Linked DNA regions of Homo sapiens: all the other regions are linked to region 1. A link is a contact called in ENCODE Hi-C data. All regions are on one chromosome and are shown on one strand. Each heading gives the region's core, a stretch centred on a gene start or an enhancer-like site at or near the end of the contact. The rest is flanking DNA. Distances are from core to core; before and after follow the strand shown.

Region 1 (4,874 bases), core at 765-3,264:
TTTGACAGAGTCTCTGTCTTGTCACCGAGGGTGGAGTGCAGCGGCACGATCTGGGCTCACTGCAACCTCTGCCTCCCAGGTTCCAGTGATTCTCAAGCCTCAGCCTCCTGAGTAGATGGGATTACATGCATGCATCACCATGCCCAGCTATTTTTTTGTGTGTTTTTAGAAGAGACGGGGTTTCATCATGTTGGCCAGGCTGGTCTTGAACTCCTGACCTCAAGTGATCTGCCTGCCTTGGCCTCCCAAAGTGCTGAGATTACAGGCGTGAGCCACTGCGCCCAGTCCCTCATTTTCATTCGCCAGCAAATTGTCTTGTTTACTCTTCTGACCTCCTGGGAACCCACCAGCCCCAGGATCTCTCTAATCAATAAATTAAATGCCTCCTCTTCTGAAACAGGAGCAATGATATTATCTCCGTTCTCTCTCACTCTCTCTCTTTCTCCTTTTCTACTAGCTTCCATTTCTGTAAGTCCAACAGATATCTACCTTCTGATTCCTAATATCAGCCATTAGGCTAGCTGACCTATTAACCTTTTCACAGTTGGCTTGCCTCTGCACCTGCTGTATCCATCATAGTTTTACATTTCCTGGAAACCAAAAGACTCTTAAAACATGTTTAGTAAATACTGTTTCCATTCTCCTAATGATGCACATTCATGGCAAGTGACAAGTCTAATGTGCTCAGCTGGACCTAGTCATAATCTCTCTGAACCCCTTAGGTACAGCCCCGTGACTTCCCAGTTGCCAAATATTTTCATCTCCCTTACCATGAGCATCTGGTTTCAGATGCATGGTTAAAGATATGACCAGACAGACAGAGAAGCACCTCAGCAGAGCTTCCTAAAACACCTTCAGGATGGCAGGCATTGTGTATGCTCAATCTGCTGCTGCTATTATTAGAGTCACTTCATACTGACTAAGCTGTTATTGAGGAAGAAGTGGATTAAGACTTATGGAGTCTGAGTGGTAAATGCATGATGCAGGGCTTTTAGGGCAAGATCGGTGGCATGCAGTTTTATTCAGCACCACACCTCAAATGCTCAGCAGGGCAACCTGTGTTAAGGGCACTCTCTAAGCAGCAACCAGGCAGTTCAAATGTTTGAATGACTCATCCTAATTGACCTTCTACTGCAGTCCAACCAGCCTCAGGGATGGGCAGTCTGGCAGCATGGTGCCACAAGATAGGAAGCATGGAGCAAAGGAGGGGAAGCAAGGCAGCTGACAAATGTCCACAGACTGGGCAGATGAGTCACATTGTCCCCCTGTGCCTCTGCTTCCCCATGAAGTTCAGGGACAAGAACACCTGCCTCCTATTTGTCTTCTGAGGTTGTTTTGAGGACTGGAGATAATGTTGGCCAACTGCTTAGAACTCTGAAAATTGCTAGAGCAGAAATACAAATGGAATGTCAAATCACAGTGGACATTTTGAACCCTAGCCTCTCCAATAGATAGAGGTGTGCCATTTAAGTCTTTAATTAATGCAATGTCATTACATGACAACCTAACTAGTAATTAGAGAGCCGTTAGATACAAAAAACTCAACTAAATTGTGATGTGGCTGCTTCTCAAGTAGAGTCCTTATAGATGGGGGCAGAGAAAGAAAGAGCCCTTGAGAGGTGCATGCTGGACACTGTAATTTTTTGTAAATGGTATCTGTTCAGAGTGGGTATGGAAGAAGAGCCCAGACCAGGTGCGGTGGCTCACGCCTGTAATCCCAGCACTTTGGGAGGCTGAGGTGGGTGGGTCATTTGAGGTCCAGAGTTCAAGACCAGCCTGGCCAAACCTGTCTCTACTAAAAATACAAAAATTAGCCAGGTGTGGTGGCGTGCACCTGTAGTCTCAGCTACTCAGGAGGCTGAGGCAGGAGAATCACTTGAACCCAGGAGGCAGAGGTTGCAGTGAGCTGAGATCTTAAAAAAAAAATAAAAAGAGGAAAGAAGATCCCACCACATTCCAACAGAGACAGCTGATGACAATCTACTTGATACTTGAGTTGGATCCAGAGTGGGGTGTGTACCTGCTGGCCATTTGCCATGGATCTGACTCATGGACCTGACCTGTGCCCAAGTGAACAGGGAGCAGCACTGTGGGCAAAAAGCACACCCAAGTGAAGTCCCTAGATAGAGGTGGCTTCTCCAGAGAGAGAATAAATAATGAATAAGAAAATTAGATATCTGGGCTTCATTTATTCCTACAGGAAACAGAAAAGAAAAATTGAGAAAAATTTACATCCTTAGAAGACTGCAAAGTAACTCACCTCTCTGAAGCAGAATCAGAAAACCATAGAACAGGTTGAGGTGGAAAGGCAATGGAATGAAAGGAAAAGGGAGATGAACTCGGATAGCAGAGTTAAAATTCATAATAGAGATAATGAGGAACAGAATTGGCAATGTGATGTCACCTTTCTCAAGGCAGTTTAGAACATGTTGCTGGGCATGGTGACACGTGCTTGTAGTCCTAGATACTTGGGAGACTCAGCTGGGAGGATTGCTTGAGCCTAGAAGTTCAAGACCAGCCTGGGCAACAAAAAAGAACATGTATTAATGTACTTAAATACATATGTGGCCTTTTACCCAACAAGTCATTTCTAAAAATTTAATAAGAGGAAATAGCAGTACAAATTTGCAATGATATAATATATGGAATGTTAATCAGGGCTTTTACAGTAGAAAAATCAAACAGAAAAGAACCTGAGTGTCCACCAATAGAGAAGTAGTTAAATAAATTATGGTATTAAAAGATCATAATATTAATATGAAAATAATATGAAGCAACTATTAAACTAATTTATTTAGCACAGAAAGATATTTATTTAGCACATGCTATGTTATTAAAGAGATATAATGCAGGAAACAAAATAATACATAGAGTAAGATAGTGTTGTTTTTTTTTTTTAAAGTCTATGTGTGTATGAAGCATAGAAAAAGAAGTCCAGGCTGGGTGCGATGGCTCATGCCTGTAATCTCAGCACTTTGAGAAGCTGAGGTGGGAGGATCTCTTCAGCTCAGGAGTTCAAGACCAGTTTGGGCAACATAAGAAAACTTTGTCTGTACGAAAAATAAAAAATTAGCTGGGTGTGGTGGCACGCACTGTAGTGCTAGCTACTCAGGAGGCTAAGGTGGGAGAATTGCCTAAGCCCAGAAGGTTCAGGGTACAGTGAACCATGATTGCACACTGCACTCCAGCCTAGGCAACAAAGCAAGACCCTGTCTGAAAAAGAAGGAAAAGAAAGCAAAGCAAAACAAGAAAGCAAGGAAGGAAGAAAGAAAGGAAGAAAGGAAGAAAGGAAGGAAGTCTGGAAAGACTGCATTGTTCACTTTTGCTGCATAACAGACCACCCTAAAACTCAATGGCTTAAAAAATAACAACCATTTCTTTCATTCATCATTTTGCAGGGCAGCAATTTGGGCTGTGTTCAGCTGGGCCGTTCTTCTAGTCTTAGGCTCATTCATGCATCTGTGGCCTGCAGCCGGTTGCCTGAAAACTGGTCCCACCAGTCTCTGCTCTACCTGGCCTCTCATTCCCCAGAAAACAAGGCTGGCTTTGTTCATAGAGTGTCCCCCAAGGTTCTGAGAGCAAGAGTGAATCCTGAGCTGATACCTGGTGTGCTACTTCTGCCACATTCTGTTGGCCAAAGTAAGTCACAAAGCTAGCTCCGATTCAAGAGGAGAGCAAATAGACTCTTCATATCTTGTATCTCTTGATATAAGGAACTGCCAGGTCACACGGCAAAGAGGTGTGAATTCAGGAGAGGAAATAATTGTGGCCATTTTTGCATATAATCTGACACAAAGATACTATATTCTAAAATGTTAGCAGTGCATATTTGAGATATGAAATTACAGGTGATTTTTATTTTATTATTTAAATGTTTCTGTGCTAGCAAAATTTTTATAATAAGCATGTATTACTTTTATTGCCAAAATCAAGTTATTTCTATCTTAAAATTTTATTAAGAGGTTTTTTTTGGGGGGTGGGGGGATTGTTTGTTTGTTTGTTTGAGCCAGAGTCTGGCCCTTTTGCCCGGGCTGGAGTACAGTGGCACAATCTTAGCTCACTGCAACATTCACCTCCCAAGTTCAAGTGATTCTCCTGTCTCAGTCTCCTGAGTAGCCAGGACTACAGGTGCATGCCACCACACCCAGCTAATTTTTGTAGTTTTAGTAGAGATGGGGGTTTCCCCATGTTGGCCAGGCTGGTCTTGAACTCCTACCTCAGGTGGTCTGCCCGCCTCGGCCTCCCACAGTGCTGGGATTACAGGCATAAGCCACTGCACCCAGCCTAAGAGTTTTTAATGGCATTGCAAAATTATCACAATATACTCTTAAGTTTAAAAGCATGATAAAAAAAATCATGAAGTATATACATAATATATCCTAAAACATTAAAATATACAGAGAAAGGTCTAGAAAGAATTATAAAAATGTTAACAATGGTACTGTTTGGATGTAGGGTTATGAGTATTTTTATATTTTAATAAACTTTCTAAATTTTCTGCAATTAAAAGGAATTAATAATTAGAAAAAAGCAAAAAAGCAAAAAATAAAGTTTTTTAAAAGGGACATTTAAAGAAGGCTGGGCATTAATGTTCAGAAGACATCCTGGAAACAAAAATAATATGCCACACACCGAGAATGATTAACTCATTTCTCTGCACCTACAGCCTAATGATAGGAAGATATTTTTTGCTGAAAAACAATGATGAGCTTGTTTGTCTACTTATACAGAAGTATTCAGAAAATGTCACTAATGTGGATTTGAAGAAAATTACAGTGTAAATCCACATTCTCCAACACAATAGAAACTCGCTATTTTATAGTTGTTGGCACTGCCCAGTTAATAATATAGCTTCTGCTATATTGGTTTATTAC
Region 2 (4,874 bases), core at 1,551-4,050, 460 kb after region 1:
CAGTGTCTAGAACATGGATTTCCAACTCTAGTTGTTTACTCATTGACTATTGTACTTCCCATATTTATTTTTAAACTGAAGATTGATTGGGTTATGTTAACATTTCAACATGTTATAGATTTAATTTCTAGCTTAACATAGCTAAACCAAATTTATTAGTTTCTCCCAAGTGCTCTGTTTATATAAATGTTCTCAATATTTTGAAAAATCACTTAATTTTCTAATTTGAGAATTACATTTGACTCAACCATTTAATTAAATTAATTAATTAATTAATTAATTGAGACAGAGTCTCACTCTGTGCACAGGTTGGAGTGCAGTGGCACAATCTAAGCTTACGGCAACCTCTGCTTCCCAGGCTCAACCAATTCTTGTGCCTCAGCCTCCTGAGTAGCTAGGATTACAGGTGTGTGCCACCATGCCTGGCTAATTTTTTGTATTTTTAGTAGAGACGGGATTTCGCCATGTTGGCCAGCCTGGTCTCGAACTCCTGGCCTCAAGTAATCTGCCCACCTCAGCCTCCCCAACTGCTGAGATTGTAGGCATGAGCCACCGTGCGCGGCCTCATTTAATTCACTTTTGAAAAACAAAGTATAGTATGACATCACATTCTACTGAATATTCTTTGGGATATTTCTTATAACCTTTGCTGCTTTCTGCCCCTATTTGCTTTGCTTTAGTTCAGGCACTAGTCCCTTCATAGTTAGCTAATTTCCGGAGTACTTTGGTGAATAACTCTTCCAACCCCAAACCTTTCTAGAGACCACGGTCATAAAACTCTTAAGTCATGAATATTAAAATCTCCTGGGCTCCAAATTTGCTGCCACATAAAAACTAAAATTCTCTGCCTTGTGCTGGTCCTGCAGTAACTATGGAAACATAGTGATTAAGAATACAACTCTAGAATCTGGCAAAGCTAGATTTGTTCCCACACTTCCTAGGTTTGTAAAGTGGGGTGTTTCAGAGCTTCCCAAGTCTGTTTCTTCCTCCGTAAATGGAAGATAATAATTGTATTTACCTCATAAAGTTGTCTTGGAATTGACATGAGATGATGCCTCTAAAGTGTTTAGCAGTTTGCATGGTAAGAGCAAAAATTGGACAAAATATTAGCAACACTCGTTGCATTTTCTGTGACTCTCCAGGATGCTTGCTCAGCTCTGGTCAGTGGAGCCTATTCACTGTGAAGCAGGGTCAAGAATGGTAGCACAACATTCCTGGCAGGTATCCTAATGGGTACTGAGCCAACCCCATGTATTGGGTAGGAATCTATTGTTAGCACAAGAAAAGGAAGCTTGGGATGGCTAAAGTGAGGTAGACAATTGGTGAAAGACACTGAAGCAAATATCTAGTGTTTGACTTGAGTGGTTTGAGTTCTGTAAACCAGGCAGAGGCTCATTCTATTGTGTCAGGTGTGGCAACATTCTCTATGGAAGCTAAATTGTTTTTTGGGATTCATTGATTTAGGCAGTGTCTAGATGTGAAGAGACAAGACAGGAGATGTCTCTTACCTATCTAGATGTAGTGCTTTTTTACTCCTGGGGTTTGGAGGTATGGGATGTTCTGTGTGCTCCTATGATGCTCCACACTGACTTGATGCCCACTGGAGTTGTGTGGAGATGCTGAGCACATCCCCGGAATGGGCTGGGAGATGATATGAAGGCTTCGCATAAGTGACCCTGACATCTGAAGCAGGCTCTTCTGCATAATCAGTGATGCTTATAGGCAGAAACTAGATACCTGTAACTAGATATCTGTGGGCCATTGGATGTCAGGAAAGGTTATTAGCATATTCTGAAGCACCTGTTCTGGCCATTTCTTACTGGCTTGAAAGTCATTGCCCTGTCCAACAAGGCTACGTTGTATACCTTGCAATTTGTTTCAGTTTAGAGCACAGGCATTTGTTTATGTAGTTAGAATTTTAAACACTGATGGAATAGTTTCTAATTTGTGCCTGAGAGTTTACACATAATCTGCGAGCATACAAAAATTTGCAATTCTATGTGGATGATGGTTTAAACATCAGCAGGGAAAAGTAATATGCTTTTATTGTATATTTTAGAATGCTGATTGAATTGGCTTCTCACTGTATTTGTCAAGGCTGGAACAGACGATGGCACTGCAGAATCTTATGTGCACAGAAGAAATCTACAGACATTCAATGAGGGGAGGATTTCGTTCCATCAGATGGGCTTCCTGACATAATTGCAAAGGTAGCATGGAATAGAGAAAAGAACATTGGAGTGGTTCCAGAATTCTAGGTGGTTTCAGATTTTTTACTAATTACTCAGGTGGCTTTGGGCAAGCCACTTAGCTTCATAGACTTCTGTTTCCTCATCTGTAAAATGAAGTGAGGAGACTTCTTGTTAAGTTTGGCAGATTAAACACTTGGGTTTATCTACATGTTCTCTCCAAACACCACTAAACTTTGCAGTAAGGAAATAAAAAGACATTAAAAACAATGATAAAGAGAGCAGGACAATAACAATAACAGCAATAACATTTTTAAAGCAAGAGAGAGGTGAACCAGTGGTAACTCAGCCCTGAGGAAACAGAGCCTCCATGGGAGTGGGGGAGGCCCAGAAGCAAAAGTGGTCTTACTAGAGTCCCAGAAAGACTCAGTAATGGAAACCTAGGAACTTCCAAAAGTGGGGACAAATTAGGGTCAGAAACAGGGAAATAGGCTGAAGATACGGATAAAAAAGCAAATTCATCAGAGAACTCCTCCCCAACCCTGCCCCTTATCTCTGAAGCTTTAGCTGGGAAAGCCGGGCTGACTCACTTCTGGTGAATGTGGTCTGCTCTCCTCCTGTAGGCAAAGCCCAGGCTCTTACATTGTGGCTGGGCAGGGTTCCAAGAGGGCTAGTCGAGGCATGCAAAGACTTTTGAGGCCTAGGCTTGGAACTGACACAGTGTCTCTTCTATGCATTCAGTTGGGCAAAGCAAGTCACAAGTGTAGCTCAGATTCAAGAGCTGGGGAGGGATAGGGTCTACCTCTTGATGGACAGGGCTGCAAAGTCACATTGCAAAGGAACGTGGCTACAGGGAAAGAAAGAGTTGTGGCCAGTTTTGGAAACAAGCTTAAGGCACAATAAGGATGAGATTCCTGAAAAATTCAGTTTTCAAACTTGCACACAAAAAGTAAGGCCATGTGCAAAAAAAGATTGAGGTAGAAAATTCACAACTTATGCAAAGCACTAGTAAAGACAATAATTGATACTCAGGAAATTAACTTGTACTATTGAGGCAGGCTGCGTGTGGCTGGGGCCTGTTACAATTGTTGTGAAGTCAGAGGAATAATTGAGAGAGAATGTTAGTAACACATACACAAGAGCAGAGCTGGTAGGAACTCCGACAATGCAGTAGAAGTGGCCTTCTCAGTCAGTGTGGCTGCCCTGAAGGTGCCACAGAGACAATACCACCTGCCAGGAGTCAAGAGTCCCACAGGTGTGGGGTGTAGCCGCTTCGAGGGTGAAGCCCAGGTTTAAGTACTTGTTTTTAATTTTCAAACCACAGGCAAACGGTTTCTATTGCCAGAGCAGCAACCATTAAAAACTTTTTCCTTTCCTACCGAAGGTTATACTTCTGCTCCACATCCTGTTTTCTTGAGCAGAGGAAGTATTGCATATAAATTAATTCTGCATTATACTGACATAATTTTTCTATTTACCAACTGCGTAGGAGCTAATTTGTATTATAAAACCACATCTGTTGTAAAATAGACTCCACAGAGGAATTATGTAAAAGTCTACATAGTGCATAGAGAGGTCCTCAGCCTCCTTTCCCAACCTGCCTTCAAGAACATGCTGGCAGCCAGGCTTTTATCCCTTAGGCAAGAGGGTGGATGAGCCTAATTGGAAAGGCATACAGATATCAACTTTAGGGATCCCTCAATCAAAAGCCCAGCCAAATCATCCTACAGAGCAGCCTGTCTCCTTAAGGCACAGAGCTTCCAGTCAGCTTTTTATTGCCTTGCTTTTAAAGGTTAAGGGACAGCCAGGGACATCAGCTATTTGACAAAAGCTTCTAATTTGAAAGACACAATCAACAGAAACAATGGGAACAAAAGGAACAGAAAGGAGGTAGGGACAATGTAAGGAATAGAAACAAAGAAAAAGCTAACAAAGGCAAAACTATAAATAATATCCTCTGAGTATAAAAGATGATATTGCATACATAAAATAAGAAGAGAATGTTATAAAAAAGAAATATTCAGAGAACAAAAAGAGCTCTTAGAGCTTAAAAAGAATATTGCACAAATGAAAATTTTAATAGAATTGTTGGAAGATAAAGTTGAGGAAATATCCCAGAAAGTATACCAAAATGACAGACACACACAAAAAGGATTTTTTTAAAAAAAAATTCGAGGATGAATCCAACAGGTACAATATCCAACTACTAGAAGTTACAGAAAGGAAAAAAAAAAGCAGAGGGAAGGATATTACAAAATAAATGAATTAAGAAAATTGCCCAGAACTGAGAGGCAAACCTATAGCTCGAACTGGTTAACTCACAAATAGGTGAAAGGACACACATCACACCTTACATCATTGCGAGAGTTTAGAACGCTGGCAGAGAGAGAAGGTCCTAAAAGCTTTAACTGGAAAAAAACTCCCAATAATCACAACCATAAAAATGAGAACCCAAGTATCATTAGTCTTGTCAATAGCAAAATGGGAAATTCAGAGGGAAAATGATATCCAGACTAGAGTTTTATACCCAGCCAATCTCACAATTAATATGAGGGAATAATAAATGCCTTTTCAGACACATGAAGACTCAACGATTTATCTCCCATCAACCTCTTCTTAGTTAATATCAGCCCATGTGCTCCAAGAAAACCAGAGGAAATATCAAGAAAGAAGAAAACATGAGAC
Region 3 (4,874 bases), core at 1,074-3,573, 360 kb before region 1:
AATAAATAGTAATATTAAAATTAATTATGCTAATTAATATTATTGTGATATTTTATATTTTAATATAAAATATTCAATTATATTAATATTAAAATATTCTAATATTTTAATGCTATGCTTTTAAAAATCAAATTACAAGTTGTATAAAATTTTAATAGAACCAGGGCCAAGATTAGGGGGAGGAAAGTGAGGAAAGGGTATATACACATGCAGGATCAGATCCTCTCTTTATTTTAAATTTTCATCCTTTGTTCATCAGGGATTTTGTTTTCATTAATTTTGATTTTTAAAAGACTACTTTATAGTGCAGTTTATCTTAACCACGAAGTTTTTTGACATCCCCCTCGACCCCTTTTTTTTTTTTTGTATCCCAGGCAAGTGCCTCACTCAATATCACCTTAGTTATGGCCCTGCCAGTTGAGGGGGCTCAGGGAAAAAGACTTATCTTTCTACATTAAACATGTCAGTTTAGAAGCTCTTCCAAACCAAAAGGTAAGTTCTTTTCCCAAGCAGAATTTTGTCTTCAAACTCCTGCCAATTTTGAGAAGAATTTTTTTCTTGTGACCCCTCCCTCATTAGGCTATGAGATCCTTCAGAATAGAAAATGATGCTGTATCCGCTTCCATAGCCCCAGCACCCAGACTTGGTAGATGAATTATAAATATTTACTGCATACAAGGATCCAGTGCAGAGCTTTGTAAATTCCATTTGTTATTTGTTGAATATATTCACAGGTTTTCTTTTTATGTTAAAATCAAACATCTTAGAAAACCAGCTGGCAAGTACCTGAAGACATCATTTAATCTAATCTTTTCATTTTGTACATTGGGAAGCTGAGGCCAACCTCCATGGTTATACTTGCAGGCAAGTTGCTTAGAGTTTATCCAAAAAAATGATATTTCTGATTGTCAGGGTACTAAATAATTTTGGTAGCATCCCAGTAAGCAGAACAGAGTAAAATTCTCCCAGGGGTTCATGAAGCCCCTGCAATAACACAATGCTACTAATTAATTAATTAATACAATGCTGTTATTTCTGCCAACAGAAATCTCAGAATATGAAAAACACACAAGAGAGGCTAAATGGGAAAATTACTGACACCCAAGCCAATGACCTGAGTCAGAACAACTTTTATCAGAATGAAGCGCAGAAATATTAATATCAAGAAGCTGAACTTTTAAATCAAAGCCAGAAAATGTATTTGCCCAAGGTAAAGGCATGAGCAGAAGGTTTACAGAGAGAAGGACAATGATGATAAGGAAAGCTTGCTTCTTTACAATGAATGCATTGTGACAAACTCGTGAGGCACCAAGCAAGCTGACAAGGGTCCCTTCTTCCTTGCACCTAGGACAGTTTGGCTAAAGGACATCTAGGGTGACACGCCTCAGACAGTCCGCATTAATTTCACATCCTGGAATAGCCCGAAGAACCTGTCCAACCTGACTGTCAGCCTTTTCAAAATCACTTTTGGAATTCTTTGTTCAATCCTGCTTGGTTTACACTGGAACGTCTCTTCTGGGACTTCTCTGGTGACTTGATCTTTGTCCACAATGACATAGCCCAGGAGACCCACCAATACCCAGATTTGCCCAGTGGGTGACACTAATATTAGATCCAATTAGAAGTGTCAATTCAAAACAGATGAAGGACACATTTACACACAAGTCAGGGCTGCCACAAATTCATTTCTTCCTCACAATATCCTCTAGCAGAAAAAAGGGCAAACTGACCTTGAAGAAACCTCCTTTTTTTTATCGGTTACCATGGCAGCATGAACCGTCTCTCCCCAGGGCACCTGCCCATGGGTTTGCACCTGCCAGCTGGTAGCAAGAGTGCACCAGCAGCCTTGGTTCCCAGTGGCTGTGCTCACATCATCAACAAAGGTACCAGCAGTGCCAATTGGCTTCACGATATGGATACCTGCCCGCTAAGCATTGGCCTGGAGCTCGGGGACTTTCACAAAGGCCAGCCAACAGCTGGCAGGCAGGAACCTCCAGGTCATTGTCATCCTGGGCTGAATTGGAACATGCACTTGGGAGACAAAGGCTCTGTCTGTAACCACAGCATCCCTTCCTCCCTGGGTGTTTTATTTTCAGCTCTGGGTCCCCTGCTATGGGAAGGCCATGTGGCTGAAGGTGTCTTTCTTGTTTTTTTTTCCCCCCCCTCCTTTAGCATTGTCCTGCCTTGTGCATGGTGCAGAAAAGCTTTCTCTGTCCCATGTCTAGTTTTATTGCAAATCAGAGAGCTCACCATAAGTCATCCTGGGCCAGTGGGTTCAGAGGTGGAGCTGGTAACCAGAGGCCATGTCAAACTTCCTCCTCTGGCTCCATACCAAGGCCTCGGAGGATTTTTTGTCACATGAGGTTACTGTAGTTTCACATCCTCTAAAGCAAAGCTCTGTCGAAACTCTCTATTCTCACATGGCTTCAGCTCAAACAACCACCCTACTCAGCTGCCTTCCTAACCCTTTCAAGCCGTGAATCAGGAGACCTGGGTTCCAGTTTCAGCTCAGTCTGCGTGCCCCAGAGCAATGACGGGGCCTCAACTTCTTTATCATGAAAATTAAGAGGCCAAAGTACCTTTCACTCAGGTTCCTTTCAACTCTCTCTCCCCTATCTTAAAAAAAAAAAAAAAACAACAGCTTATTTTTCCTGTTGCTTTTAGAAGAAACTCTTAACCTGAGACTCTCTAAAAATGAATAGAGATTATTGTGGTTTAAAAAATAAATGGCTACACACAGCAACCTGACTGTATCTCAAAAATATTATGGTAAATGAAAGAAGCTTCACATACAAAAGAGCTCATACTGTATGGTATTATTAACATGGAATTCAAAAATAGGCAAAACTAATCTACAGTTTTAAAAATTAGAATAGTGGTTGCCTCTGGCTGTGAGGTAGGAGCAGGGATTACCTGGGAAGGGGCAAGAAAGAATTTTCTGAGATGAAGGTTATATTTTATATCCGGTTAGGACTGGGTCACACAAGTAAGCCTTCATCAAAACTCACAGACTGCTACTCTTGAGAGGATCAATAGAGGTAATAAAGCAATTATAGCAAAATATTAATTGCAGGATCCAAGTTGTGAGTAAATGGGTATACCCTGTTTAATTCCTTCAACTTTCCTGTAATTTGGGAATCTTCATACTAAAATGTTAGAAAAAAACACGTTCTAATACATTTCAAAATTCCTGTCTCACTCATTCTCTCCTTTCTTCCATCCCCTCCCTCTTTCTTGACATGTGACCTTCTTTTCCCATTAAATGAGTCAATGGAAATGGGAATATTTATTGATTTGAGCAGTTAAGTCACCAGTGCTCTGTGATGACTAACTACTTTATCATTCATTGCCCATGGCTTTCAAGGGAAGAGGACAAGCTCTGTGCATCTTTCTCAAAGAAAGCGTTCCTACCTGTAAAAGTCTGTTAGAAAGGACTGCAGATTTAATAAGCATCTTTCAAGAGCTCTGTCCCCATTCCAACTCACCCCAACCCTCCAGCCCCAACACATTTGTTAAAAATTCACATTCAGAGATGCAGGACCCTCAACCTTGGACTTCCCAGACTCCAGAACTGTAGGACATAAACCTCTTGTCTTTACTTTAAAAAATAATAATAACATTCAGTCCCTTTTTTGAAGGTTTTTATCAGGATATCTCAAACTTAACACTGAAAGGAGGTAGCAAAATTTCTGTTTCCTCCATGTCTTTGTACTTGTAGAAATGGAGGCACAAAGGTAAGACACAGGTGTGACCAGGCCCTTCGAGTGGTTCAGCTGACTGAATATACACCTAGAGACCCTAAAACAAGCCACAGGGGTGAGAAATCAGAGAATTAGGAATGCGCAATTTAAAAGCACTGCGGTTTCCAATGTGAATTGACTGGAACTGAGGTTAAAGAAGAATTTCAGCATTTTTTGGTCACCAGTTTCTCAATGGACCATTTCCTGTCCTCTCACTGTCAAGTTTAGAGAATAAAACAAACCTCAAGGATGTATCTCTGCTCCACACCCTGTCTCAAGGCAAAGTTAGTGGTCACCAACAGCAAGATAGCACACACTGCATCTACAAATGTATGTGACATATCTTCACATTTTGTGTGTGTGTGTGTGTGTGTGTGACCACAACTTCAAAGAAACGAACAAAAGAAGCAACCAATAATCATAATGAAGAGGTTAAATTTTACCAGAGCCAATTGGGCAGAGAAAAAAAATCCAAAAACACAATGAAAACAAAGAATATTAGACCTGTTAAAAAATAATAATAAAAACCTTAGAGTTCATTTTAGTCAAACTTTTCATTTTGCAGAAAAAGAAACTGGATCTCAAATTTCCAATTTAATGAAAGTTATGTCTGAGAATATAAATCTGAGACCTGATCTCACCACCAGAAAATAGGGTTGGAATTGACCTTATAAATAATATATCTAAGCCCCTCAGTTCACTGGTGAGGAAACTGAGGTTCAAAGAAATTTCAGGGACTACTTCGAGTCCACACTGTTACTTAGTAGGACTAACTCCCATGTGTTTATGCTTCTGAGGAAGACAGCTTCGGTACCTTCCTTCCCTGTCCAAATCCTATCGGCAGCCTTTATCACTCTTTCGTTCTTTGAAATGAGCAGTTGATGTTTTTCTCATGTTCTTATACAAATAACCACCTTAATTCAGCTTAGAGACCCACATCTCCTTTCCAACCAGATTAGTATCCCTTACAGAAATTCAGGCACTGAGTCTCCCTCTGTCGCTCAGGCTGGAGTGCACAACCTCAGCTTACTGCAACCTCTGCCTCCTGGGTTCCAGTGATTCTCCTGCCTCAGCCTCCTGAGTAGCTGGGATTACAGGCATGCACCACTACGCCCAGCTAATTTTTGTATTTTT

The links. Hi-C counts contacts between places; a loop is a spot of excess contacts on that map. Pooled maps may share reads with other maps.
Region 2: a loop to region 1 is called in a map with no recorded cell type, with 6 times the contacts of the local background. The contact joins two enhancer-like sites. A Hi-C loop is called at or near these places in 2 of 37 single-sample maps with no recorded cell type and 2 of 50 pooled maps.
Region 3: a map with no recorded cell type shows a loop between it and region 1 (6-fold over the local background). The contact joins two enhancer-like sites. A Hi-C loop is called at or near these places in 2 of 37 single-sample maps with no recorded cell type and 3 of 50 pooled maps.

Annotation. Positions count from the first base shown.
Region 1 is chr5:57,031,262-57,036,135 of GRCh38, forward strand. It overlaps LOC124900981 (a long non-coding RNA gene), which reads left to right. Exons shown (of 2, transcript XR_007058778.1): 2 at 3,399-4,874. Among named protein-coding and RNA genes, the nearest start is that of MIER3, 82 kb to the left of the region's middle. Within about 2 kb of position 2,015, at least 2 of the 41 ENCODE cell types and tissues checked have a DNase peak (open chromatin) inside an H3K27ac peak, as active enhancers do.
Region 2 is chr5:57,492,016-57,496,889 of GRCh38, forward strand. It overlaps RMEL3 (enriched in melanoma 3), which reads left to right. Exons shown (of 4, transcript NR_186596.1): 2 at 2,060-2,210; 3 at 4,765-4,874. Among named protein-coding and RNA genes, the nearest start is that of ACTBL2, 12 kb to the left of the region's middle. RefSeq lists enhancers at 2,279-3,478, 2,877-2,936. Within about 2 kb of position 2,801, at least 11 of the 41 ENCODE cell types and tissues checked have a DNase peak (open chromatin) inside an H3K27ac peak, as active enhancers do.
Region 3 is chr5:56,667,833-56,672,706 of GRCh38, forward strand. No RefSeq gene overlaps it. Among named protein-coding and RNA genes, the nearest start is that of C5orf67, 64 kb to the left of the region's middle. RefSeq lists a silencer at 2,370-2,664 and an enhancer at 2,614-2,663. Within about 2 kb of position 2,324, at least 15 of the 41 ENCODE cell types and tissues checked have a DNase peak (open chromatin) inside an H3K27ac peak, as active enhancers do.